Regions from separate parts of the Homo sapiens genome. Here region 1 is linked to region 2. A link is a contact called in ENCODE POLR2A ChIA-PET data. All regions are on one chromosome and are shown on one strand. Each heading gives the region's core, a stretch centred on a gene start or an enhancer-like site at or near the end of the contact. The rest is flanking DNA. Distances are from core to core; before and after follow the strand shown.

Region 1 (5,843 bases), core at 2,130-4,629, 120 kb after region 2:
CATGCTGAGTATGGGAGCCAGTCGCTGTGGATGCCCCAGGTTCCGGGTGATGAGGCAGTGGGGTTGGGCATGAGTGGGGACCCGCCCCAGCCTGCCCTAGGGCTGCTGTTGAGGTGTAGCCCCAGATACCTCTGACCTATATGGCACGGGACCCAGTTGCCCACCTGTGTGGCTCTTACATAAGAAGGGTGGGCGGCAGGAGAGGCAGTTTTTTGGCCGTCATCCTTGGCAGAGCCTTGGGAGACAGTTCCTGCCACTGGGTCCCCCAGGGCTGGGCGAGAAGCTCGTCTTTTTGTTTGGTTTGGTTCCTTACTAAGCACATGTACTATGCCGAGTGCCTTGTGTTGGCTTCTCCCATTCTCTCCACGGCCCTGCAATGTAGGTTTTATTAGTAGTCGCATTTTCCAAAAGAGGTGATAGAACGCTAGACTTGCTCAGTGTTGCCCAGGCAGCAAAAGACAGAGCCAGCATTGTGAACAGGGGTCTCCACGGCCTGCTCTGAAGCCAGGATGCTACGTACACAAGGTTTACCCAGTATGTGCATGTCATAAAACTTAGCCAACCATCCCAGCTCCCCCCATTCCCACAGGAGAGCCCCTGTTCCATGGTAACAAATATCCCTGCACCTTGCGCTGTGCCTTCTAATACCCCCTCCACCCTCTACCTCCTCCTTCACTACAGGGACTAGCCGGTCTGTGGCAGCAGCCAGCCCCCACCAGCATTTTCCTGCTTCCTGGAGTTTCCTGGGGGCTGTCCCTGGTGATCTGCCCACCTCTCAGCCCCCTCTCCCACTTAGGGAGCTCACACACTCCCTCATCTTTAATTATTACCTGCAAGCTACAACTCCCAAATTCCAAATTGCCTCTGGCGTGAGTGAGGTTTGGATGAGGTGAAAAAATGGAGGCAGCCCTAGCTAGTGTTAGGTGGAAATTTTAAGCCCTAATTATTATTATTATCTTTTGAGACAAAGTCTCACTCTGTTGCCCAGGCTGGAGTGCAGTGGCCCGATTTTGGCTTATTTCAAACTCCACCTCCCAGGTTTAAGTGATTCTCCTGCCTCAGCCTCCTGAGTAGCTGGGATTATAGGTGTGCACCACCGTACTTGGCTAATTTTTGTATTTTTAGTAGAGATGGGGTTTTGGCCATGGTGGCTAGGCTGGTCTTGAACTCCTGACCTCAAGAAATCTGCCTGCCTCAGCTTCCCAAAGTGCTGGGATTATAGGAGTGAGTCACTGCGCCCAGCCTCAGCCCTAATTTTAAGGCCAAGGAGCAGGGCACAGAGGCAGCAATTGGGACAGGGGTTGTTCAAGGTCCTCCACCTAGTCAGATGGCAAACGACTGTCAGATTGTTACCCTAAACTGGTAGGTCAATGCCAGCACTCTTAACTTCAAAAGAATTCTACCCTTCACCAAATTTCAATTACATCTCAGCAATTCTTGCCTATTGCCACTTCAGGACACCCTAACAGTTTGACTCGAATACTGGTCCTGAGCCTCTGATGCGTTAGGACCCCTTTTGAGAAGCTGCTGGGAGCCCCCCCATAGACCCCCATCAATGCACTTTGCACCCCAATGCTCTCTTGCTGTTTTTTGTTGTCACAGGACTTCGGAAGCCCATGCTATATTAACGACCCCAATCCTAGTGAATCCCAGAAAGGAATTCAGACCTCTCCTTTGTCCTGAAGAGCTAAAGATGAACTTGTTTCTCTTCTCCTCCTCCCTCTTCTGGTGAGGGCTGAGTCATGATGTTAATGAATGGAATTGTCACTGATACTTGACGTTGGTAGAGAATGACAAAAGAAATGTCCTCAAATGTCCTTCAAGGCTAGCTCTGGATGCACAGTGTCCAAACTGATGAGGTTTGAAAACCTCAACAGTGGCCAGGCATGGTGGCTCATGCCTGTAATCCCAACACTTTGGGAGGCCGAGGCGGGTGGATCACCTGAGGTCAAGAGTTCAAGACCAGCCTGGCCAACATGGTGAAACCCCGTCTCTACTAAAAATGCAAAATTAGCTGGGCGTGGTGGTGCATGCCTGTAATCCCAGCTACTTGGGAGGCTGAGGCAGGAGAATTGCTTGAACCTGGGAGGCAGAGGTTCCAGTGAGCCGAGATTGTGCCATTGCACTCCAGCCTGGGCAACAAGAGCAAAACTTCGAAAAAGAAAGAAAAGAAAAAAGAAGAGAAGGGAAGGGAAAAGAAAAAGAAGGAAAGAGAGAAAGAAAGAAAGAGAAAGAAAGAAAGAAAGAAAGAAAGAAAGAAAGAAAGAAAGAAAGAAAGAAAGAAAGAAAGAGAAAGAAAGAGAGAAAGGAAGGATGGAAGGAAGGAAACTTCAACAGTTATAATGCCAGCACATGGCTCATTCCAAGATCAGGAAGGCTTGGGAAATGTGTAATCTACCCTTTCGTCTCCTTACAAAACCCACTAGCTGACCTGCTGTGGTAGAGCCGCCTATGACACTTTTCAAAGCTCGCCTTCTCTGGGAGGGACCTCAGCCCTCATGCTTCTTCCTGGAGCTGCCCTGGCTGATCTCCTCCCAAGGCACTCAGCATTTAGAAACTGGGTATTGCTTTTTTAAAAAACATAATGGACTGTCATGAAATAAAAATATGAATTAAGTCCTCATTCCCAAAGTTGGAATTGATTTCTTCCTGCCCCAGTGACTGACAGTTCCCTGAGGATCCTCCTTCCTTCTATGAGTATTGATTTAGCACCTCCTCTGTGCCGGATGTTGCATGGGACGAGGGGGTATAAAGTGACAAAAATGGACACAGTCCCTGCCTCGAAGATTTAGAGATGATGGGATCGATGAACAAAGATGCATTCTTTGCAGGGTTGCTGGGCCCAGGCTTGGGGAGGGGGTATAATGATGTTAAAGGAAGAAAGCTGGCAAGGAGTAAAGGTCTGATTATTTCATGCGAGACAGCATGGGAGGCTAGCGCAGAGGAGAGGACTCAAGGCCAAGGTGATAGGCATGGACTGTGGACCATCCCCAGTCTCGGTTTTCCAGCTCACACGGGTGGGGTTTTGGGCTGAGCAGAGATCTGCTAGGGACCTATAATCTTTCAGAAAGGGTGAGGGCAGGGGTGGTTTAAGACATATCCCCCTAGAATCCACTAGGAAGAACATATTTGGAGCAGGCACCCTGGAGCCCTTGACTGACTGAAGCCCCCAGCCCAAGACCCCAAAGGAAGTGTGTTTGCTGAGAGGCCTCAACCCCCAAGGCTCATCTCAGCTCCACCTTGGCTCCTGCCTGGGTGGGTGGGGCAGCCCAGCCAGCTCACTTCTTACCCAGTTGGCAGTGCTCATAGTGTCCAACTCTGTCATGCCAAATCCCACAGCCTGCTGTATACAAATAAATGTGTCAGACATCAAGTTCCACTCCAAAGCCCTAAAGGAGTTGGCAAGCAGCCTGGCCGTACCCAAGACAAAGTTCTCTGGGCACCAGAACATCTGGCTTCTAGCCCAGGCTCTGTTTCAGTTTTGTGACCTTGGGCAAGTCCCTGGTTCATTCTGGGACTCTGTTTCCTCAGATATCACAGATAAAGGGCCTTCTCATTTTCTATCTGTGACTGGTCATCTAGGGCTCTGGGCTGGAATTCTGCTGCATCAGGTAGGGACAAGGCTGCAAAGTTGGGTGCTGCCAGGCCCCCCAGGCCCAAGGATGCAAAAGAAAACCAGACAGGAATAATCACAGTACTAGCTTGTAACTAACACATAACCAGCACTGCGTCTCAGACAATGTTTTATGCACCTTACACATGCAATCTTCGTAACAGCCCAATGAGGTACTATTAGCACCCTCACTTTACAGATGAGGAAACTGAGATACAGAGAAATTAGGGAAATTGACAAGGTCCTTTGGTTAGCAGAGTCACAATATATACTTGGGCAAGTGGGTTCCAGAGTTTATGCTCCTAACAAGCCAGCCATACCGAATAGTCTCAGGCCTGTTGGGTGACTGGGGTGGAGCAGGATAGGGACAAAGAATAGGGAGGTACAGAGAGTGAGGCACTTCAGGGTCCTCTAAACCCCTGCATCCACCATTCATCATCAGACCCTTTTGGAAAAATTTTTTTTTTTTTTTTTGAGATGGAGTCTTCACTCTGTCGCCCAGGCTGGAGTGCAGTGGTGCGATCTCGGCTCACTGCAACCACTGCCTCCTGGGTTCAAGCGATTCTCCTGCCTCAGCTCCCCGAGTAGCTGGGATTACAGGCACACGCCACCACACCCGGCTAATTTTTGTATTTTTAGTAGAGACGGGGTTTCACTACGTTGGTCAGGCTGGTCTCGTACTCCTGACCTCGTGATCCGCCTGCCTCGGCCTCCCAAAAGTGCTGGGATTACAGGCGTGAGCCACCGCACCCGGCCTGGAAAATGTTTTATATAAACCATGCGCATATATTAAATCGTAATCCAGGTGTTTTCATATGTTGTATTGATGACAGACACAGAGAACGGCCAGCTGGTGGTTTTGGTTACCACAGGAAGGGCAGTGCGATGCTCAAAGCTGACATAATTTCAGCCCAAAGCAAAGGCTACTAGAAAATCACCATCTCCCCATTGCTTGCCATTTTTATCCTAAGTACCGCAAGCGTGACTTTAGGTACTCCTCTCCTAGGAGGGCCTTACTTAACCCATTTGTAAAATGGGGAAAGGGTGGATGGGACGGCCTGTAAGTCCCAGCTCTCAAGATAGGTAATTCTCTACCTTTCTTCCAGGGAGATGAGAAGAAAGAACACTGCCTATTCCTCAGACTCCAGAGGAACTTTATGGGGGTGGGAGTGGGGGTAGGGGTGAAGCTGGGGTGAGGCTTCTGCCAGTGGAGGCATTGTGGGGGCATTGTGCTCTGCAGTGGGCTGGTTCTGGCTCACAGACTTGGTCCCTGCCGTGGAGGAGCCCAGGGTTTAAAGAGGAAGATAAAGACACACATACACAGCCTGTACACGTGAGAGGCAGCTCTGAATGTGGCAGGCAAAGGGGTCAGGCAGTGGGGACACAGAGCAGAAGGAGCCTGGCCTTTTAGGGGAATATTATTTCACTTTTTAAAAAGTGACAACTAACATTTGCTGAGCACTTAGTATGTGCCAGGCACTGTTCCAATTGCTTTACACAAATTAATTCATTTGATTATCTCCTATCAAGTGGGTACTGAATTACAATCCCTATTTTATGGGGAAATGGAAGCATAGAGAGATGAAGTAACTTGCTAAAGGTTATACAGATAGTAATGGGGATGATTGAGTTTCAAATCGAGGCAATCTGACTTCAGATTGCATCTCCCTTTTTTTTTTTGAGACGGAGTATCGCTCTCCTTTTTTTTTTTTTTTTTTTTTTGACGGAGTATCGCTGTGTTGCCTAGGCTGGAGTGCAGTGGCGCGATCTTGGCTCACTGCAACCTCTGCCTGCCGGGTTCAAGAAATTCTCCTGTCTCAGCCTCCCGAATAGCTGGGATCACAGGCGCCCACCACCATGCCTGGCTAATTTTTGTATTTTTAGTAGAGATGGGGTTCCACCACGTTGGCCAGGCTGGTCTCAAACTCCTGACCTCAGGTGATCTGCCCACCTCGGCCTCCCAAAGTGCTGGGATTACAGGCGTGAGCCACTGCACCCAGCTGCATCTTCTTAACCACTACTATATGCACTGCCTGAATTTAGGTGAAGCTCTATGAGGTCCTTGGCACCTCTCCATACAGCTCAGCAACACAGGATTTCCTAGGAAGCAATCGACTGGAATTGCTTAGCACAGTGGCTAAGATACTTGGTTATTGTGCATGGTGGTGCACACCTGTGATCCCAGCTACTTGGGAGGCTAAGGCAGGAGAATCGCTTGAACCTGGGAGGG
Region 2 (5,933 bases), core at 2,530-5,029:
GAGCTCACCTGGGCCTTGCCCCTCCCCAGCCCCACATTTCCACTGAGTATAGAGACCCGCCTTATTTGCCTGACTTTGGAATCTGACCTCTGGCCCGTAGCCATCCTGGGCTCTGCCTCCTTTTGTACATAAAGCCTTTGTCTTCTTAGGAAAATGACCAGGTTCTGCCCATAAAAGTATCCAGCCTGAAAGGAAGGTGGAGAGAGAGTGCATCATGGAAAATTATAGAAATGCATTTCTTTGCATTTGAATACTTATAGGATCTCACTTTTGGCAGCAAACCGACTCTGGGTTAGACCCCAGCATCCTTAGCCTTTTTGTGCCATGGACCTCTTTGTATGTGACGAAGCCTATGGACTTCTCAGAATAGACTCTTTTAAGTGCACAAAATAAAATACAGAGAGCAATGGAAATAAATTATATCGAAATAGGGTTTATAAAAATATTTGTGATATTACATGATATGTTTTATTGGCACATTAAATAACAAGATCCAGAGTTGGGTCTAATTACTGTAATTTTGAGGTAATGATGAGCAAAAATGATATCCCAAGAGTCCACAACAGCTGTAGTGTAATATGAAAATATCTGTTATTTCTGTTGGTAACAAAGTAACAGGTGCTGCTAACCCAGTGAGGTTTGTTCCCAGCATCATTCACCATGGAAGGAAATGCTGAATTCAATGAAAGGTTAGGGAAAATCAAGATGTAATCTTCCTCCTCCCTGTCTTGCCCAGTTTTTTTTTTTTTTTTTTTTTTTGCCATGGTCTTGCTCTGTTGCCCAGGCTGGAGTGCAGTGGTGCAATCATTGCTCACCGCAGCCTCAACCTCCTGGGCTCAAGCGATCCTTCCACCCCAGCCTCCTAAGTAGCTGGAACCACAGGTGTACACCACCACACCTGGCTAATTTATTTTTATTTTTATTTTTTTTAGTAGAGACGGGGCCTTGCTATGTTTCCCAGGGTAGTCTTGAACTCCTGAGCTCAAGCAATCCTCCTGCCTTGGTGTCCCAAAGTGCTGGGATTATAGGTGTGAGCCATCATGCCCAGCCCCCTTTCTCATTTTAAAGAGTTCCAGTCCTTGTCAGCCCAGGCCTGGGATTTCCGTTCTGATGCCATTATATCCCTGGCTTATGTTTGTGACAGGGAAGACCAATTAGCAAGCATGCGAATGATGGTTCCCTTAGGATGTCCCCTGGCAAGAGTTGACTCCTCCAGTGTCAAGGCTGGGAATTAATGGTTTATAAAAGTGATGTTCCTAGTAGTAGACCCTCCAAGAACACTTACTATGTGCCTATGTGCTTGTCCTTGTGAGAAAAGCACTATCTGTAGTAATTCACCCCATCCCCAGGTGAGCTAAGTATGGTTACCCTTTTCACAGATGGGGAAAATGTGGCTGAGAGATGAGAAAGAGCTCAGGAGATCAAGACCATCCTGGCTAACACGGTAAAACCCCGTCTCTACTAAAAATACAAAAAATTAGCCAGGCATGGTGGCACGCGCCTGTAGTCCCAGCTACTCAGGAGGCTGAGGCAGGAAAATCGCTTGAACCCAGGAGGCAGAGGTTGCAGTGAACGGAGATCGTGCCACTGCATTCCAGCCTGGGCGACAGAGCGAGGCTCTGTCTCTAAATAAATAAATAAATAAGATGAGAAAGAGCTGCCCAGATTGAGATCACAGGTTTGCCTCATGTCCTTGCGTGTTCTCTACACTATAAGCCTCACACACACCCTCACAGGCATTTTTATCTTGATTTCAGATAACCCATGATGATGTTGTAATAATAACAATAATTATAATTATCAACAGGAGCAGACCTTCTGTATTTCAGAATCTTGCATCACCATCATCATCATCATCATCATCATCATCATCATCATCATCAAATTAATAGCTAATCCTAGTCACTATGTTATTCCACACACTGTTCTAAGGATTTAACTAATCTAACCTTCCTAACAGCAGGACAAGTTAGATCATTTGGTTAAGGTCATATAGCTAGTATGCTGGAATTTGAACCAAGGAAATCTGGCTGTAACACCCTCATTTTTTTAAACTTTTTCACTGAAGTAGAACATAGACATAGAAAAATGCATGAACCATGAATCTTCACACAGTGAGCACTCTCACTCAACTCACTCAATCCACACTCACTCAACCCACCAACCAGATCAAGAAACAGAACACTGTCAGCACCAGCAGCTTTTCGCTCCCCACCCAGTCCCCAAGGTAACCACTATCTTAACTTCTATCGCCATTGATTAGTTCTGCCTTTTTCTTTTTAGATACAGGGGCTCACTATGTTGCCCAGGCTGGCCATGAACTCCTGGCCTCAAGTGATCCTCCCACCTTGTGCTCCCAAAGTACTGGGATTACAGGTCTGGCCTCAAGGAAAAATGAAACCAAGCATCTCTGTCTTACTTCAGAATGAGTTAGACAGAGATAGTTATATATCAAGGGCTTTAAGCAGGGGAAATGACAACAAATCACTTCAGTCATATTGTAACAGTACCTGCATCCTATTTTTGAACTTATATAAATGCCCCTTCATTATCAACCATTATGCCCTCTCACTTAGTCCTCATAATGACCCTAGAGTCTAGAAAATAGCTTTGCCTCATGCCCATTTTACAGATGAGGAAATTGAGTTCTCTGCAACAATTTAGTAAGTTTCTTGAGACCCCACGTCAGTCCCAGCTACTTGCCCAGGGTGGTCTCACATCAGTGTGTGGTGGAAGTGGGAGTATCACCAAGATCCTTGAGGCTGACTGCACCATCTGCTGCCTTACCATCCACCCGGCCTGGATTTCTGCTAGGAAACTCAGAAACACATTAGATACTCAGGGATGTTTGTGTGAACAAATGGTCCCATTGCCCTAACTGCTCCAAAGCTTCCTACCACAGGCCTATCCCTGCCTTTCCAGGGGACCCATCTACTCCAAAGTCCCCTCTCTGTTAAAACGACATGAGCTTCTGTTTTTTCTTCAAAATCTGCAACAAAGTCCCACCTCTTCGTCTTTGCACATGCTTTCCCCCTGCTGACAAGAGTCTACTCCCCTAGGTACATGCTTGGCTTCCTCCTTCACTGTTCAGTGTCACCTCCTGGACAAGGCTGACCCCGACCCCTGACTCTGTGTCTGCATAATGCAGCCCATGTGCTCTCTTGTTCTTCTGCCTTTGTCTTGGAGTGCTTATTCCATTTGACTCTATATTCTACACATATATTTGTTTGTCTCCCTCTAGAATGTATGTGCCATGAGGGCAAAGTGCTGTTTTATTCACTGCTTTATTCCCAGGGCCCAGATTTACATGGCACACAGTAAGGACTCAATAAATCTTGAGTGGATGGAAGACTTGGTTAGCACAGAACTTCTCCATCAAAATAAAAATAGCCTCCACGAAGGAAGGATACCTAGAATTTAAATCCACTGCTTTGCTCCCAGGGGCAGTGCTGTGGACTTTTGCCAGGGTCTGATCTTTAGTTGTGACAAAGACAGGAGGTTGTGGGGAACAGGGCCAAACCCAGTGAGGTAGCTTATCTGCTGGCCAGGAAGCCACGGAGGGCCTTCCCTACCCCTCTCAGGCTGCTACGGTGATTGTTCCCCCATGTCTGCAGCCAGCCAAGGTGCCCCACCCCAAAGCATCAGAGGAGAGAACCAGCCACCAGCCCAGAGGTGACAATGGGGCTGCTGTGTGCTATGGGCCCTTGGGTAGGGCACGGGCTCAGGCAAATGAGCCAGAGCACACGCAGATATAGAGGCATGTGCACTGGCTGCGCTCTGCTTCCACTCTGGTGCCTGCCAGCATGGAGGACAGCCTAAAGCAGCTCAGCCTGGGGAGAGATCCTGAGGGGGCAGGGGACAGCCAGGCCCTGGCTGAGCTCCAGGAGCTTGCCCTGAAGTGGTTCATGGAGACACAGGCCCCCTTCATTCTGCAGAACGGTGCCCTGCCTCCCTGGTTTCATGGATTCATCACCCGCAAGTAAGGCTGCTTCTACCCACAGGTCCCTCATAGCCCACAGCCCCTTGGGGCTGAGAAAATGGTCTGGGAACTCTGGATCAGACTGGTTCCCATCCTTTCCCTGGGCTAGGCAGGGGCCCTTGGAGGCGGGGGGCAGGGGAACAGACTGAGGAGCGCCACATCCTCTGGTGGTGGCTTCTGTAGGCAGAGTCGGGGAGGGCAACGGCCTCTACTTTAGTACAAGTTGAGGATGGCTGGGGCTGCCAGGCTGCCAGAGGACAGAAAGAGGGCCAGGCCCTGACTTGATGAGTAACTAGGGGACCATATCTTTTATCGTCCAAACCGGAACACTATTAGTAACTAAGCTAGGAGAACCGTCATAAATGGGGCCATCCCAGGCAAACCTGGATGCATGGTTATCCTAGGTATAAAGGCCAAGATACAGGTTTGGCTTTCTATTTGGGCTGGGTCTCCAAGCAGCCAAAACACCTGATGAAGGAATGGCAAATCCAGCCAGTCCTTAGGTCCTGGCACAGCACCTGCACAGAGCCAGGGCCAGCTTTATGGTCACTGACTCGTGCAGCAGCACAGGGTCAAAAGGGCTCCACATTTGGTTTAATGCTCTGCTGTCACTGTCTGGAAACTCTAAATCGTTTTGAACCAGGGGCCCCATGTTTTCATTTAGCACCTGGTCCTGCAAATGATTTAGCTGCGTAGAACAGGCGCTCGGTATTTGGTGAGTAAGTGAGTGAGGGAATACATATCTGGTCTGTGTACTGCCAAACCACAAGACAGCTGGAACTTTTCTTCATGCCTCCAAAGTATTTGGCACCATGTGGAAAATCTCTGTAACTGCCTGGGATTGAAGGGGACAGGAAGAGGAATGAGTCCCTTTTAGCTGCTTCAGACACAGCAGCATCTTCTCCCTGCAGAAGCTTGTGTGTAGTGCACATCCTGCAGCACTGTACACAGTGGTTCTGAGGGAGGGACTCCCCACTAAACCTCAACATCTCCAGCTGTGTGGATTTATTCTTGCTACACAACCATCCAGGTGGAGAGTGGGTGGCCAGGGTCAGCAACCAATGTGCCTGCTAGTGAGGCTGCAGTGGGGAGTTGGGGGGGTTGCATATGGCTTCAGACCCTGACCCAGCCCCAGACAGTCTTGAACTTAATCATTTGGGCTCAGATAGGCCACATGCTGAACCCTGACAGGCCACAGACCCATCCACAGGTCTGAGTGGCTCCTCTATAAAGGGTTGGAGGTCTGGAACCCAAAGGCATGGCCAGCAGGGATTCCAAGAGAGGCCTAAGTCAGGCTGCACCTGCTGCCATTAGGGCACAGACCCCAGCTAATGGCATGTCTTCTGCCCAGGCAGACGGAGCAGCTACTCAGGGACAAAGCTCTTGGTTCCTTCCTTATCCGCCTCAGTGACCGAGCCACTGGCTACATCTTGTCCTACAGGTAAGAGGGGAAGCCCTCTGGGCAAGCAAGCTCATCCTACCATAACCTAGCCTTGCAGATTAGTGCAGAGGCCCCACTGGCCCAAATTGCCTAGATTTCCCTGGGTCCTGACTCCTGAATCCCTCAATCATCCATCACATGCTCAGCAGACACTTCCTGAGCAGCACTGGCCATATACTAGGGATGAAGACACGGCCTTCAAAGGAGGTGAGTGGGGTTCGGGGAGGCTTCACAGAGGTGAACTTTGAGCCTAGGATAGAAGGAAGAATACAAGTTGCTAGGCAGAAAGGAGGGTGTGGTTGGGGTTTAGGAGGGTATCTCTGGTAGATGGAACGCCATGTGCAAAAATACAGAGGCATGAAAGACAAGGGTGCTGGGGGAGCTGCAGGGTGCTGGGGGAGCTGCAGGTTGCTGGGTGCAGCAGAACACTTGGTTCCTTTGGAGGAATGCCTGGAAGGGAGGGTGGAAAAAGCTTAGAATGGCCTTGGATGCCTGGCTAAGTCTGTAGACCAT

The links. ChIA-PET counts read pairs that join two places held with the same protein, here RNA polymerase II (POLR2A).
Region 1: POLR2A ChIA-PET joins it to region 2 with 10 read pairs in WTC11. The contact joins the enhancer-like site here to the promoter of SH2D7 in region 2. POLR2A ChIA-PET finds 5 or more read pairs at or near these places in 2 of 52 experiments (WTC11 and activated CD4-positive, alpha-beta T cell).

The regions. Positions count from the first base shown.
Region 1 is chr15:78,213,497-78,219,339 of GRCh38, forward strand. All of the region lies in intron 1 of ACSBG1 (acyl-CoA synthetase bubblegum family member 1), which reads right to left. Among named protein-coding and RNA genes, the nearest start is that of ACSBG1, 18 kb to the right of the region's middle. Within about 2 kb of position 3,380, at least 11 of the 41 ENCODE cell types and tissues checked have a DNase peak (open chromatin) inside an H3K27ac peak, as active enhancers do.
Region 2 is chr15:78,088,782-78,094,714 of GRCh38, forward strand. SH2D7 (SH2 domain containing 7) reads left to right here and starts at 3,780. Exons shown (of 6, transcript NM_001101404.2): 1 at 3,780-3,979; 2 at 5,331-5,420. The coding sequence starts at 3,804.